3 separate regions of the Homo sapiens genome follow, and regions 1 and 3 are each linked to region 2. Evidence: chromatin contacts called from ENCODE Hi-C or POLR2A ChIA-PET data. All regions are on one chromosome and are shown on one strand. Each heading gives the region's core, a stretch centred on a gene start or an enhancer-like site at or near the end of the contact. The rest is flanking DNA. Distances are from core to core; before and after follow the strand shown.

Evidence for each region. A loop is a pair of places that touch in the nucleus more often than their neighbours do. ChIA-PET counts read pairs that join two places held with the same protein, here RNA polymerase II (POLR2A). Pooled maps may share reads with other maps.
Region 1: a loop to region 2 is called in a map of gastrocnemius medialis, with 3 times the contacts of the local background. The contact joins the enhancer-like site here to the promoter of STAG2-AS1 in region 2. A Hi-C loop is called at or near these places in 2 of 168 maps with a recorded cell type or tissue (CD4-positive, alpha-beta T cell and gastrocnemius medialis) and 7 of 50 pooled maps. POLR2A ChIA-PET finds 5 or more read pairs at or near these places in 2 of 52 experiments (HEK293 and WTC11).
Region 3: a loop to region 2 is called in a map of Caco-2, with 14 times the contacts of the local background. The contact joins the enhancer-like site here to the promoter of STAG2-AS1 in region 2. A Hi-C loop is called at or near these places in 1 of 168 maps with a recorded cell type or tissue (Caco-2) and 6 of 50 pooled maps. POLR2A ChIA-PET finds 5 or more read pairs at or near these places in 1 of 52 experiments (activated CD4-positive, alpha-beta T cell).

Annotation. Positions count from the first base shown.
Region 1 is chrX:124,192,673-124,196,593 of GRCh38, reverse strand. No RefSeq gene overlaps it. Among named protein-coding and RNA genes, the nearest start is that of TEX13D, 140 kb to the left of the region's middle. Within about 2 kb of position 1,458, at least 2 of the 41 ENCODE cell types and tissues checked have a DNase peak (open chromatin) inside an H3K27ac peak, as active enhancers do; they include gastrocnemius medialis, where a contact is called at or near this core.
Region 2 is chrX:123,960,091-123,964,093 of GRCh38, reverse strand. It overlaps STAG2-AS1 (STAG2 antisense RNA 1), which reads left to right and starts at 2,753. Exons shown (of 2, transcript NR_130770.1): 1 at 2,753-2,905. STAG2 (STAG2 cohesin complex component) reads right to left here and starts at 2,388. Exons shown (of 35, transcript NM_001042750.2): 1 at 2,238-2,388. RefSeq lists enhancers at 881-1,140, 1,231-1,330, 2,759-2,808, 3,789-3,978, 3,507-4,003 and a silencer at 2,299-2,438.
Region 3 is chrX:123,801,228-123,805,347 of GRCh38, reverse strand. No RefSeq gene overlaps it. Among named protein-coding and RNA genes, the nearest start is that of XIAP, 57 kb to the left of the region's middle. Within about 2 kb of position 1,812, at least 5 of the 41 ENCODE cell types and tissues checked have a DNase peak (open chromatin) inside an H3K27ac peak, as active enhancers do.

The DNA of each region.
Region 1 (3,921 bases), core at 209-2,708, 230 kb before region 2:
CTTATGGGGCTAAAATCAAGATGTCAGCAGGGCTAGTTCTGGAGCTTCCAGGGGAGAATCTATTCCTTGCCTCTTTGAGCTTTAGTAGCTACCAGCATTCTTTGGCCACATCACTCCAGTCTCTGCTTCCATAGTCACATTGTCTTCTCCTCTTCCGTGTCAAATGTCCTTACCTCTCCCTTATAAAGATGCTTGTCCTTATAAGGGACACTTGTCCACAGGCCTATCCAGAATAATCTTTCCATCTCAAGAGTCTTAATCACATCTGCAAAGTTCCTTTTGCTATATAATGTAACATTCACAGGTTCCAGAGATTAAGATGTGAATATCTTTTGGAAAGCCATTTCAGCCTTGTACAGACAGTGAAACTAAGGAAAGCAGTTATAACTCTAGGTTCTCAAATATCAGTGGCTCAGACCATGATAGAATCATTAACCAAAGTAAGACTCTCGATAAGAAGAAAAAAACAGTTTGGTGAGAAGAGTTTAATTTGGGATATGCTACAAATGATATGAGGGATTGATGGAACATCCATGTGGAGATGACCAAAAGAAACTCGGAATATTACAGTTTGAAGCTTTGGAAAAGTATCCAAGCTGAAGATAAAGATTTGAGAGCATCTGCAGAGATATTATAGAGGAAGAGTATAAACTCTTGAATAAAAGGGATTTGATTTGCCTATAGTTCTATTCTGGGTACCTAGTATAGCATCTGGCACATGGTAGGTGCTCAACAAATAATTGTTGAATGAATGGATGAAGGTAAGATCCCAGAGGAAAACAGAGGGGAAGGGCAGGAATTATGAATGGAGAAATCTTTCTTCTTTGAAACAAGAGGTAATAGAAGACAGAAGAGGTGGCTATGCAAAATAATTTAGAAATGGACAGGATATATTGCAAGATCTCACTTTGGGCAATTTTGATATCATCGAAGTGGAAGATGAAGTCATCAGTGAGGAATGTTTTGAATCCACTGAGAATGGGATTGACATTTGAGGAAAGTAAACCATAAAATGTCAGTACTATAAAGGACCTTGAAGAATATCTACAGAGCCCTCATCTTACAGATAGGGAAACTGAGGCTTAGAGAAAAGAAAATAATTGCTCAAGTCCCCAAGCCTAATAGAGTTTTGTTTATGTGTGCAACAAATATTTACTGACTGCTGGCTCTATGCCCGGCAGACCCTGGGCTAGATGTTAGGGACATAGTGAAAAATAAGCTAGTCAGTGACCCTGTGCTCCTGGAACTTTTAGTGTAGCGTGAAAGATATTAGAAATAAAAAAAAAGATATAACCAGGGTGCTAAGTGCTATGGCGGGAAAAGCTTAAAGTGATTAGGGGAGCATAGGGGAGGAAAAGTAAGAGTTAACAAGAAATGAATAGCGAGATTGGTCAGCTGAAATGCCAGCACAGCTGCGGGTAGACAGGGACTTGGCTGTTAACCCAGGTAGCAGTTTCATGACCTAAATGATATTTTTAATTCCGGGGAGAAGAAAAGAAGGCAACTCCCAGGGCCTGACCCTGGTTCCGACATTCCTTTGTACTTGGCTGTTGTCTTCGTGTTCCTCAGGCAAACCAGAGGCATAGAAGGAGGAGCACTTCAGTAAGCTGAGTGACTTACTACAAATTTGAACAGACGAACAAATATGAGAAAAACTCGGAAGTTTTGTTCACTTTTCCAAGGGCACCCAGGATTAAATAAGCTGCCAGAGCAGGAATTAGCAGAGCACTTCCTCAGGAAAGTGAGGTTTGGAATGAGATTTGAAGTCTACAACAGGCAAGATTATCAGCGAGAACAGCCCACTTTGTTTCACTAGTTTAATACGTCATTACATTTATGTTAAGGCCGCTTGTGCTAGAAGCCAATAATAATTGAAGGCAATTGCATTTCAGGAAATAACAAATTTGAAGTGTAAAAATATATATACCACTTACCTAGCTTAAAGTAAAACAAATTTCGGTTATTTGTCTAATTAAATTATCCCTAGCCCTTCGCTTAGCTATCATTAGAATATGCTTCTTCCCTCTCTAGAGTGCACCCTCTCACAAGAGTTCTGTGAATCGCAGGGGTGCATACTCATTTCAGGGGGTCACTACTGGCTTCTGTTGCCTTAAGGAGAAAAATCTGGAAGCCTAATCTGTTCACGTAGGAACTGTTTCCTTCAGCTGTTGTCACGGTTGCTACAACACAGTGTTGCTAGGAGTCCAGCAGTCCAGCCCCATTTGTGATGTTTTAGTGAGTGAAGCTTGCGTTGGCACAGCAGAAGCTTTTAGAGGTGTTGGGGTAACCACAGGAGGAATGGCAGGCCACGACACCCACAGGCCTCAGCCCCAGAGCCCCCAAGCCTAGGTAGCAGCAAGCCTCCCTCTACCTCTAGACAAAGAAACCAGAACACACTAGAACTCTTTCTCTTGAGGAGAAGACTAGGCTATAGCTTCCCGAGGAAGACGGTGGGAAAGCCAGAGGGACTTTAGAGAGAGAGGTTGAGGGAGAGTGACTGCATGTGGGATGCCCCTCTTGTGAAGGCCTAAAATGGCAAGTCTTTCTCCCATCCCATTGTGTAGTTCTAGTGAAAGATTTAATAAAGCAGAGCTTCCCAATTGAAGGACCTTGAGACACTGGGGTACTGTCAAGGGATTATAAGTAGGGCAAGAATTATTGATTCCCTCAGGGTTTGGGGCAGTCAGGCAGAGCTTGAGGGAGCCAGAGCCTTCATGCCAGTCACCACCAGCTGCTAGCAACTTAGCTGGGCTTTTTTGCAGAGGGCAGGCTCTGTAGAACAGAATCTAGAATTTTGCCCTCCCGTCTCCACAGCCAGCCAGCACTAAAGGAACTTCTGTCCCTCACTGCTTCACTGTTTCATGCTGAGTATACCCAAGGAAGTGATCAACCACCACGTCATCTATTTGAGACTAGGGGAGGGAATGAGGAGAGAAAATGCCAGTAGGCCCAGCTCCGTGTACCGGCCCCAAATTCATATCTTCACATATGTCTGTCTGCTGTTGATATGCTGTCTTAGAGGCATCCAAGCTAGCCACATGATGACTGCCCATGTGTTCTGAAAATTACAGCATCATCATTATTTTGAAATACTGTGCTTGACATTAAAAAATTTGGATTGGGTCTGGGCACGGTGGCTCATGCCTGTAACCCCAGCACTTTGGGAGGCCGAGACAGGCGGATCACTTGAGCTCATGAATTCAAGACCAGCCTGGGCAACATGGCAAAACCCCATCTGTACAAAACATATAAAAAATTAGCCGGGTGTGGTTGTGTGCACCTGTATTCCCAGCTACTTGGAAGGCTTAGATGAGAGGACGGCTTGAGCCTGGGAGGTGGAGGTTGCAGGTGGAGTGAGCTGAGATTGTACCACTGCACTACAGCCTGGGCAACAGAGCCAGACACTGTCTCAAAAAAAAAATGGATTGGATTTGGAATCCATTTGTGTCATCACAAGGTATTTCATCATAGTGCTTATCAGTGAAAGAAAAGGAAGAACTGTTAGACTTTTAAAATATATTTCAACTATTGCCAGGACTGGTGGCTCGTGACTGTAGTCTCAGCTACTTGCGGAGGCTGAGGCAAGAGGATCACTGGAGCCCAGGAGTTCAAATGCAGCCTGAGAAAAAGGACAATAGAGCAAGACCTTGTCTCTAAAAAAAAATACAATTTACAAAAAATTAAATTGTTTTTTATTTTTTTACTCTAGCCACGAGTTGTCTAAAAAATTCAACTGTTGTTAAGTTTTGGAAAATTTTTTTTAAGTTGTTTTTATCACCTACTTGTGGGAACAAAGTTTCTTGTCAATAGTGACAATAAAAAATTCAAAAAGTCATCAGTGGGCTGGGCACGGTGGCTCATGCCTGTAATCCCAGCACTTTGGGAGGCTGAGGCAGAAGGATCACTTGAGACCAGGAGTTC
Region 2 (4,003 bases), core at 1,504-4,003:
TGTTTAACAGCACGCACAAAAGTAGAGAGAATAATAGTAACAATGAGCGCTTCTGTATTCATCCAGCTACAATAATCAACTCAAGGCCACTTCTGCTTCACACCTACCTCCTACCCACTCCCTCCTCTCATTATTATCTTCAAAAAGAATTAAGAGGAAGATACTATGTTCTCTAAGTACACTTCTACCCAAAGATAGCAAAAGTATCAAAAACTAGCATGTTAAGTCAAAATCCAACAATGTAACTATACAGCCGCCTTACGCCTTACACAATTCTTTGGTAGGTGATAAATTTAAGAATTCAGTTAAACACAAAGATATAACCATCTTTAAGAATTTTAATGAAGTCCATAAACCCAAAGGGCATATTTAAAATTATACCTAAAAAGACAAATAGGGAAATGTGATGAAAACGAACTTAAACATCTGCAATTAACTTACTTAACGTGGCACCTTAGTTCAAAATGAAAAAAAAAAATCGACTATTTAACATAATGTGTCATAAAACTGCAATTCAACCACTTGAAAAACTGCTGAACACTTATATACCTTAAACTGGTCCTTCTGATCCCTAATTATAGATTGATATCAATGTAGAAAGAAAACCAGGCATTTTAACGTTAAGTGGTTGAAAATGTTGAAAATTAACCCCACTGTTCATCGGAAAGTATATGAGAGCAAGCCTAAACTACCTGAATTATATGTCATTAAACAAATGCATCCACTTCCCAGAGCCTTTTTTTTAACAAAATAAGTTCAGATATACCCTTAAACGCAACGCGCTAGGCTACAGACAGAATTAGGAGACCGCCTCCTGCTTTTGCTCCTAACCAATACGCAGAGAGAGAAGGTTGGCAGAAAAGTGCTGCGAGGACAGTAACAAACACCAGCAGCTCCCGAGCAGGCCCTGCTAGAGCCAGGAATGACGCACTTCGGTAACCCGACTCTTTCTCCCCTCCACCCCCGCCCCCAGCAGCGGTGCTGACACCGCCAACAGCCCGGAGTAGGAAAAAAGACAACAGAAAAAAAGGCAGAGGTTGGACCGCACTAGGTTTCATCAAGAAACCTCGATGATTCCTCTTTCGACACTAACCACTAGGACTAAACAGGAAAAGAAGCTTCGTGCTTAAGCAAGTCCCATCATGGTGGTTTAAGAGTCACTAAATTAAGCTGATAATGAGTCCAATCCACAGAGACAAATACAGGGTGTGGCTGCTGCGAAATACGGCGGTCCGTGGGAGAAAAGGGGTATGGAATTTACACTCCAGTGTGAAGGGAAGATGGGGCTTTATGGTGGGAGAAGGGGGTGGCCCGCGCATTTTAAGGAACCATTGCAAACCAACACAAGCGCCTCGTTTACTTTAAATCTAACCTTACAGATCAAAAGTTTCCAATAGATATATCATGTAAACTGTAAATTACCATTTAATCCAACACCATGGCCCTCAATTTAAAAACTACATCCAAGAGAAAGAAGGAGGGAGAGGGAAGAGGGGTGGTAGGCAACAACATAAAAAACATTCTAGGCCACGGAAGAGAAAGTCTCACAAACCGGATGAAACTACTAATACAATATTAAAAATTAAAGCCGAGCACTGAAGCACGAAAATCACACGATAACCCATTACAGTTAAGGATTAAAAATAAAATGACATATGCACCAAGGGGGAGCGGAAACTAAATGTCGAAAGTACAGCGGTTTATAAAAAACTAAAGGCAAAACAAGACATTCTCGCGACGGGGGGAAAAAAAGGCCGAAATCAACAATACGTTCACAATTCTAGGCCAAAAGAAAATGGGAACGGGGCTCAAAGTTTTGCGGAACTACTTGATGCTGTTTCCCACACCTTCTCTCTCCCACGGCCCATCCGACCCTTTTCGTCCCAAAATCGCCGTCCGCAGATCTCCGGATCCAGGGGAGAAGAAAAAAGAAAGTCGACCCCGAGCAAGAATAAAAGTGTGGAGTGAAAACGCACAGGCTGCCTACCTGGGGCAAGGATCAGCTCAGTTCGTGCCTTGAGAAAGACAGTGCGGGTGGGGGTGGGAATGAAAAGCAGCACTAAAACTAAAACAAAAGTGGCGCCAAAACCCCCCAACAAACAGCCTTCCACTCCCGCCCTTCCCCCCTCCGCCCATGCCAGGCAGGCAGGGCCCCCTTCGGGGCAAGGTCTGCGCGCGGGGGCCAACACCGCCAGACCCCAGCCAATTTAGAAAATTGTTGCCCGAAGAAAACTGACCGAAGTCGGGCCTCGGAAGGGATGGAGAGATCGATGCCAATCGCCTTCCCCAGCAGTTCCCCCACCACGCGCTGGAGATGATGGGGCGGGGGAGAAGCAGAGGGGCCCGTCACATGAATGTTGTTCCCTCTCTAGGAAGGGAGGAAGAGAGGGAGGGAGGGGGGAGGGAGGGAAGGGAGGAGGGGAAGGGAGAAGGGAGGGGGCACGAGGGAGGGGTGTGATCAGAGTAGATTTTCCCTCGCCTCCCTCGGTCCGAGGCCCAAATATACACAACTGAGCCTCCTTTCTCCCCTCCCCCCTAGGTTCCCAGCACCACCATTTTGCTCTCTGCCTTCCCCTCACCGCGACACCGCGCTCTCCCCCACCCCAACCACAGCCTCCCGGCTTTCCTCCCCCGACTACGGCTCGCACCCCACCCCACCTCCAGTTCGGGCTCTCCTAGGCTTAGGAGCCTGCCGGAGAAAAGGAACCTAAATCTACTGCTACACAGAGAAGCGGAGCCTCCATCTTGCGCTGCTCCGCGTTCTCCATTTTGGGCCACCCATGGGGGGGGGGGGTCTCCGTAGAGGCCCCGAGGGAGAGTTGGGCGAGGGAAGGAAGAGAAAATCTTCAGCGAGGGTAGTCGAAAAGAAGAGCCCTGCGGTAGAAAGCCACTCTAGGAGTAGGAGGTAGGGAGGAAGGGGGGCTGGAAGTTCCTTGGAAGTGTTGGGGTAGCGACTTGGGGGGAGAAGGGAGAAAGGAGGGCGGGGGGCGCCGCGGGGGCGAGAAAGATCCTCCCGCCTGGACTCTGCCCCCCGTTCCATGGCTGCCCCCCATGGGGGCGAAGAAAGCAGAGGGGAAATTCAATGGCAACAGAGTGCCCAACCTCTTTCCCTCCCAACTCCTCTCTCTCGCCCTGTTTCAATCATACACACCTCACGGTGGGCCAAGCGCCCTCCGGGTGCCCCTCCAAACTTCTAGAAGCTTCGCCTCCGCCATTTTATAACTTACCTCCCCCCTCAGCGTACACAGAGGCAGCAACGAGACTGTTCGCCTCCCCCACTCCTCCTTCTTTCTCAGGCCGGGGGCTTCTTCACCCCTGGGCTGGTACAAGATATTTTTCCCCTTCCTCTTCTTTACACCCTCGAATTCTACTCAGGGACGGAAGCTCCCGCGGTTCTAGAGCGGTGGGGGGTTTTGAAAGTGGCGGTCGGATCCGGCGGGGTTTTTTTTCTTTTTTTTTTTTTTTTTTTTTTTTTTTTTTTTTTTTTTTTTGGTGGCGCTTCGGGATTGTTTGGGGTGTTCGCTCTTCGGCGACTTGGAGGCGAATGGAACGCGCAGGCGCCATCTGTCGGCCACGAACCCGCGCCCGGCTCCCGTTGGGAGGGAGCGGCATCTAGCGGCAGAGAGTTGCCACTGCAACGCCTGGCTCCCAGCCCTCCCACCCAGCGTCCTCCTCCCAGTCACCGACCAATCGTGGCCGACTGACTCCCGGGTTCAGCGTCTCCGACGCCGCCCGCAAACCAGGCGCCCGCAGGGGCGCGCCGCCGAGTGGGGTAAACAAGGTGCCGTGCCCGCGCCTGACTTACTCATTCGTTTGGCCGCGCTTCCGCCGCGGACCCGATCGAGCCGCGGTTCTTCTGTCTTTAGTGGGGTGTCGAGGGGAGGGCGGTAGGAATGTCCGGCGGAGCCCTGGGCCGTGGGAATCCAGAGGCTGGCTGGGTTCGCTCCGGGACTCGTTCCCCGGGCCCCTCCGCCCCTCGCGAGGCGCTAAGGTGGCAGCCCAG
Region 3 (4,120 bases), core at 563-3,062, 160 kb after region 2:
GCCTGACCAACAAGGAGAAACCCCGTCTCTACTAAAAATACAAAATTATCCAGGCATGGTGGTGCATGCTTGTAATCCCAGCTACTCGGGAGGCTGAGGCAGAAGAATCGCTTGAACTCTGGAGGCGAAGGTTGCGGTGAGCTGAGATTGTGCCATTACCCTCCAGCCTGGGCAACAAGAGTGAGACTCTGTCTCAAACAAAACAGAACAAACAAACAGACAGACAGACAAACAAACCAACCCAGCTGGAAGCCAGAGGCAATGGAGCTCACTGATGTGATGTACATAGGTCAGTCTCCCAGAGTACAGAACAGAGAAGAGAGCAGATCTAGGCCAGGCGCGGTGGCTCACACCTGTAATCCCAGCACTTTGGGAAGCCAACGCGGGTGGATCACCTGAGCTCAGCAGTTCGAGACCAGCCTGACCAACATGGTGAAACCCCGTCTCTACTGAAAATATAAAAATTAGCCGGGCGTGGTGGCACGCACCTGTAATCCCACCTGATCAGGAAGCTGAGGCAGGAGAATCACTTGAACCCAGGAGGCGGAGGTTGTAGTGAGCTGAGATCGAGGCACCGCACTCCAGCTTGGGTGACAGAGTGAGAATCTGTCTCAAAAAAAAAAAAGAGAGTGGATCTAGAGGAGCAAATCAATAAAGGACACGCAGCATAGGTCCCTATTACTCTTTCCTCTTGTTTTTTTTTTTGTTTTTGTTTTTGTTTTTGGAGTCTCGCTGTCTTGCCTGGGCTGGAGTGCAGTGGAGCAATCTTGGTTCACTGCAACCTCCACCTCTTGGGTTCAAGCGATTCTTCTACCTCAGCCTCCTGAGTAGCTGGGACCACAGGCACATGCCACCACGCCCGTATAATTTTTGTATTTTTAGTAGAGACGAGTTTTCCCCATGTTGGCCAGGCTGCTCTCCAGCTCCTGACCTCAGGTGATCCACCAACCTTAGCCTCCCAAAGTGCTGGGATTACAGGCCTGAGCCACCATGCCCTTTCCTCTTTTTTCAGTTCAGCCCAGGTCTTGAGCTGTTTGCCTCAACTTATCTTGCCTTTCATTTTCTGACCAGTTTCTGACCTTACCATCTTGTAACCCCTAAACTATTTTTTTTTTTTGAGACGGAGTCTTGCTCTGTTGCCCAGGCTGGAATGCAGTGGCCCAATCTTGGCTCACTGCAACCCCCGCCTCCTAGGTTCAAGCAAGTCTCCTGCCTCAGCCTCCTGAGTAGCTGGCACCACAGGTGTGAGCCACCACTTCTGCCTAATTTTTGTATTTTTAATAGAGATGGGGTTTCACCATGTTAGCCAGGCTGGTCTCGAACTCCTGACCTCAAGTGATCTGCCGGCCTGGGCCTCCCATAGTGCTGGGATTATAGGCATGAGCCACCACATCAGGCCTAAACTTATTCCTTTTGGAAAACTGAAGATGATTCTTGGAAGACAATGCTTGTCACTGCTTCTTACTTGTGACTTCTGGTTTCCTTCCTTCCTCATCCCTTTGATCAAGATGTTTTCATCTGCTGTGGGTTGCCTTACCCAGTACAGCATGCACTCTGGAACACCACTTAAACAAAGGCCCTCATAGGAAGTGCCCCTGCTATATTTGCTTTGGCCCTGTGAGTAGCAGCTGGATGTCACAGACTGAGATAGGAAGCACTTAATTGTGGCCGACTAATGACTCAGACGTGACACTAGTTCTGTTTACTTCCATCCCCCTTTCTTGCCTGGCAACCACTCTTATGAATAGATTAAGATCACCATGAACAAAGACACTGAACTCCAAACAACCAGGTTCAAAGGATATCTCATCAGAGGAGGGATGAAAATGATTGGAGAGACTATATGAACTTGAAAAGCTAGTATTTCTTGCCTATGCTGGATGATGAAATTTTAAAAAGAAAAAAAAGGCAGGCTAGTTAAGAGTTCTGGCACGCACAGGAAAGATAAGCTCCAATTTCAGAATAGTGGTTACCGCTGGAGAGAGAAGGAAAAGAGATACAGAAGTGAACAGGGATTTTCAACTGGGGCTATATTTTAGTATTATTATTTTTTATTTTTTTAATTTTAATTTTAATTTTTTTTTGAGATGGAGTTTCGCTCTTGTTGCCAAGGATGGAGTGCAATGGCATGATCTGGGCTCACTGCAACCTCTGCCTCCCAGGTTCAAACGATTCTCCTGCCTCAGTCTCCCGAGTAGCTGAGATTACAGGTGCCTGCCACGGCACCCAGCTAATTTTTTTTTTTTTTTTTTTTTTTTTTTGAGACGCAGTCTTGCTCTGTCGCCCAGGCTGGAGTGCAGTGGCTTGATCTCGGCTCACTGCAACCTCTGCCTCCTGGGTTCACGCCATTCTCCTGCCTCAGCCTCCGGAGTAGCTGGGACTACAGGCGCCTGCCACCATGCCCGGCTAATTTTTTGTATTTTTAGTAGAGACAGGATTTGACCGTGTTAGCCAGGATAGTCTCAATCTCCTGACCTCGTGATCCGCCCGCCTCGGCCTCCCAAAGTGCTGCGATTACAGGCGTGAGCCACCGCCCTGGCCAATTTTTTTTTTTTTTTTGAGACGAAGTCTTACTCTGTCTCCCAGGATGGAGTGCAGTGGTGCAACCTCGGCTCACTGCAACCTCTGCCTCCCAGGTTCAAGTGATTCTCCTGTCTCAGCCTCCCTAGTAGCTGAGATTACAGGTGTGTGCCACCACGCCTAGATAATTTTTGTATTATTATTAATTTTTTTAGTAGAGATGAGGTTTTACCATGTTGGCCTGGCTGGTCTTGAACTCCTGACCTCGTGATCCACCCCACCCTTGGCCTCCCAAAGTGTTGGGATGAGCCACCGAGACCGGCCTATATTTTATTTTTTAATAAACGAAATTCTGAAGCAGATAGAAGAAAATGCTAGAATTTAATAATAGTGAATGAATAAGTATTACTTATGAAATTCTTTGTTCTTTCTTATTAGAGACAGGGTCTTGCTCTGTCACCCAGGCTGGAGTGCATGGCACAATCATAGCTCACTGCAGCCAAGTGATGTTCCTAAGTAGCTAAGTCTTTGTCCTTTTCTATGTGTGGAGAGTATGGCTGAGGAAAGTAGAACAGGGAGGCCTTCCTCACAGATGTGACAAGGGAACTTAGACAGGATGTAAAGAATAGTGCAATTATTTGTCTGCAAGGGTCCAGATGTTGCACTGGAGCATGTTGCTTTAGTCCAGCTGAGGCCTCAATGAACTCCGGAATCGTGATAACACTGGCAGGGTGGAGGCTGTATAAAGGCTGCATGTCTAGCCTTGCTCTACAAAGGAGACAGTTCTCTGTAGTAGATAGGAGCCAGTCTATAAAGCCAGCCTGCTTGGGGCCAGATCTTGGTTCTGGCACTTACTAGCTGTGTCACTTCACTTCTCTGTATCTCAGTTTCCTCATCTGTGAATGTGATGAGAATGTCACCCTACATCAACAGGTTGTTGTGAGGATTATGGCCACAAACTAAATTTTATGCTATTTTTTGCCATCTATTATCCTTCCAGATGAGCTGAACAAATGGGAACAGTTCTCTAGCATAAGGATTGGCAAACTTTAAATTTTCCTTTTCCTTCTTTCTTTCCTTCCTTTCTTCCTTCCTTCCTTCCCTCCCTCCCTCCTTCCCTCCTTCCCTCCTTCCTTCCCTCCTTCCTCCCTCCCTCCTTCCCTCCTTCCATCCCTCCCTCTCTCCTTCCTTTCCCCCTCCCTCCTTCCCTCCCTCCCTCCCTCCTTCCCTCCCTCCCTCCTTCCCTCCTTCCTTCCCTCCTTCCTCCCTCCCTCCTTCCCTCCTTCCATCCCTCCCTCTCTCCTTCCTTCCTTCCTTCCTTCCTTCCCCTCTCTCTCTCTTTCTTTCCTTTTTTTTGAGACTGAGTCTCACCTTGTCATCCAGGCTGCAGTGCAGTGACAAAATCACTGCAGCCTTGACCTCCCGGGCTCAAGCAATTCTTCTACCTCAGCATCCTGAATAGCTGGGACTACAGGTGCTCAACAGCACGCCTGCCTAATTTTTTTTTTTTTTTTTTTTTTGAGACGGAGTCTCCCTCTGTCGCCCAGGCTGGAGTGCAATGGCATGATCTCAGCTCACTGCAACCTCCGCCTCCTGGGTT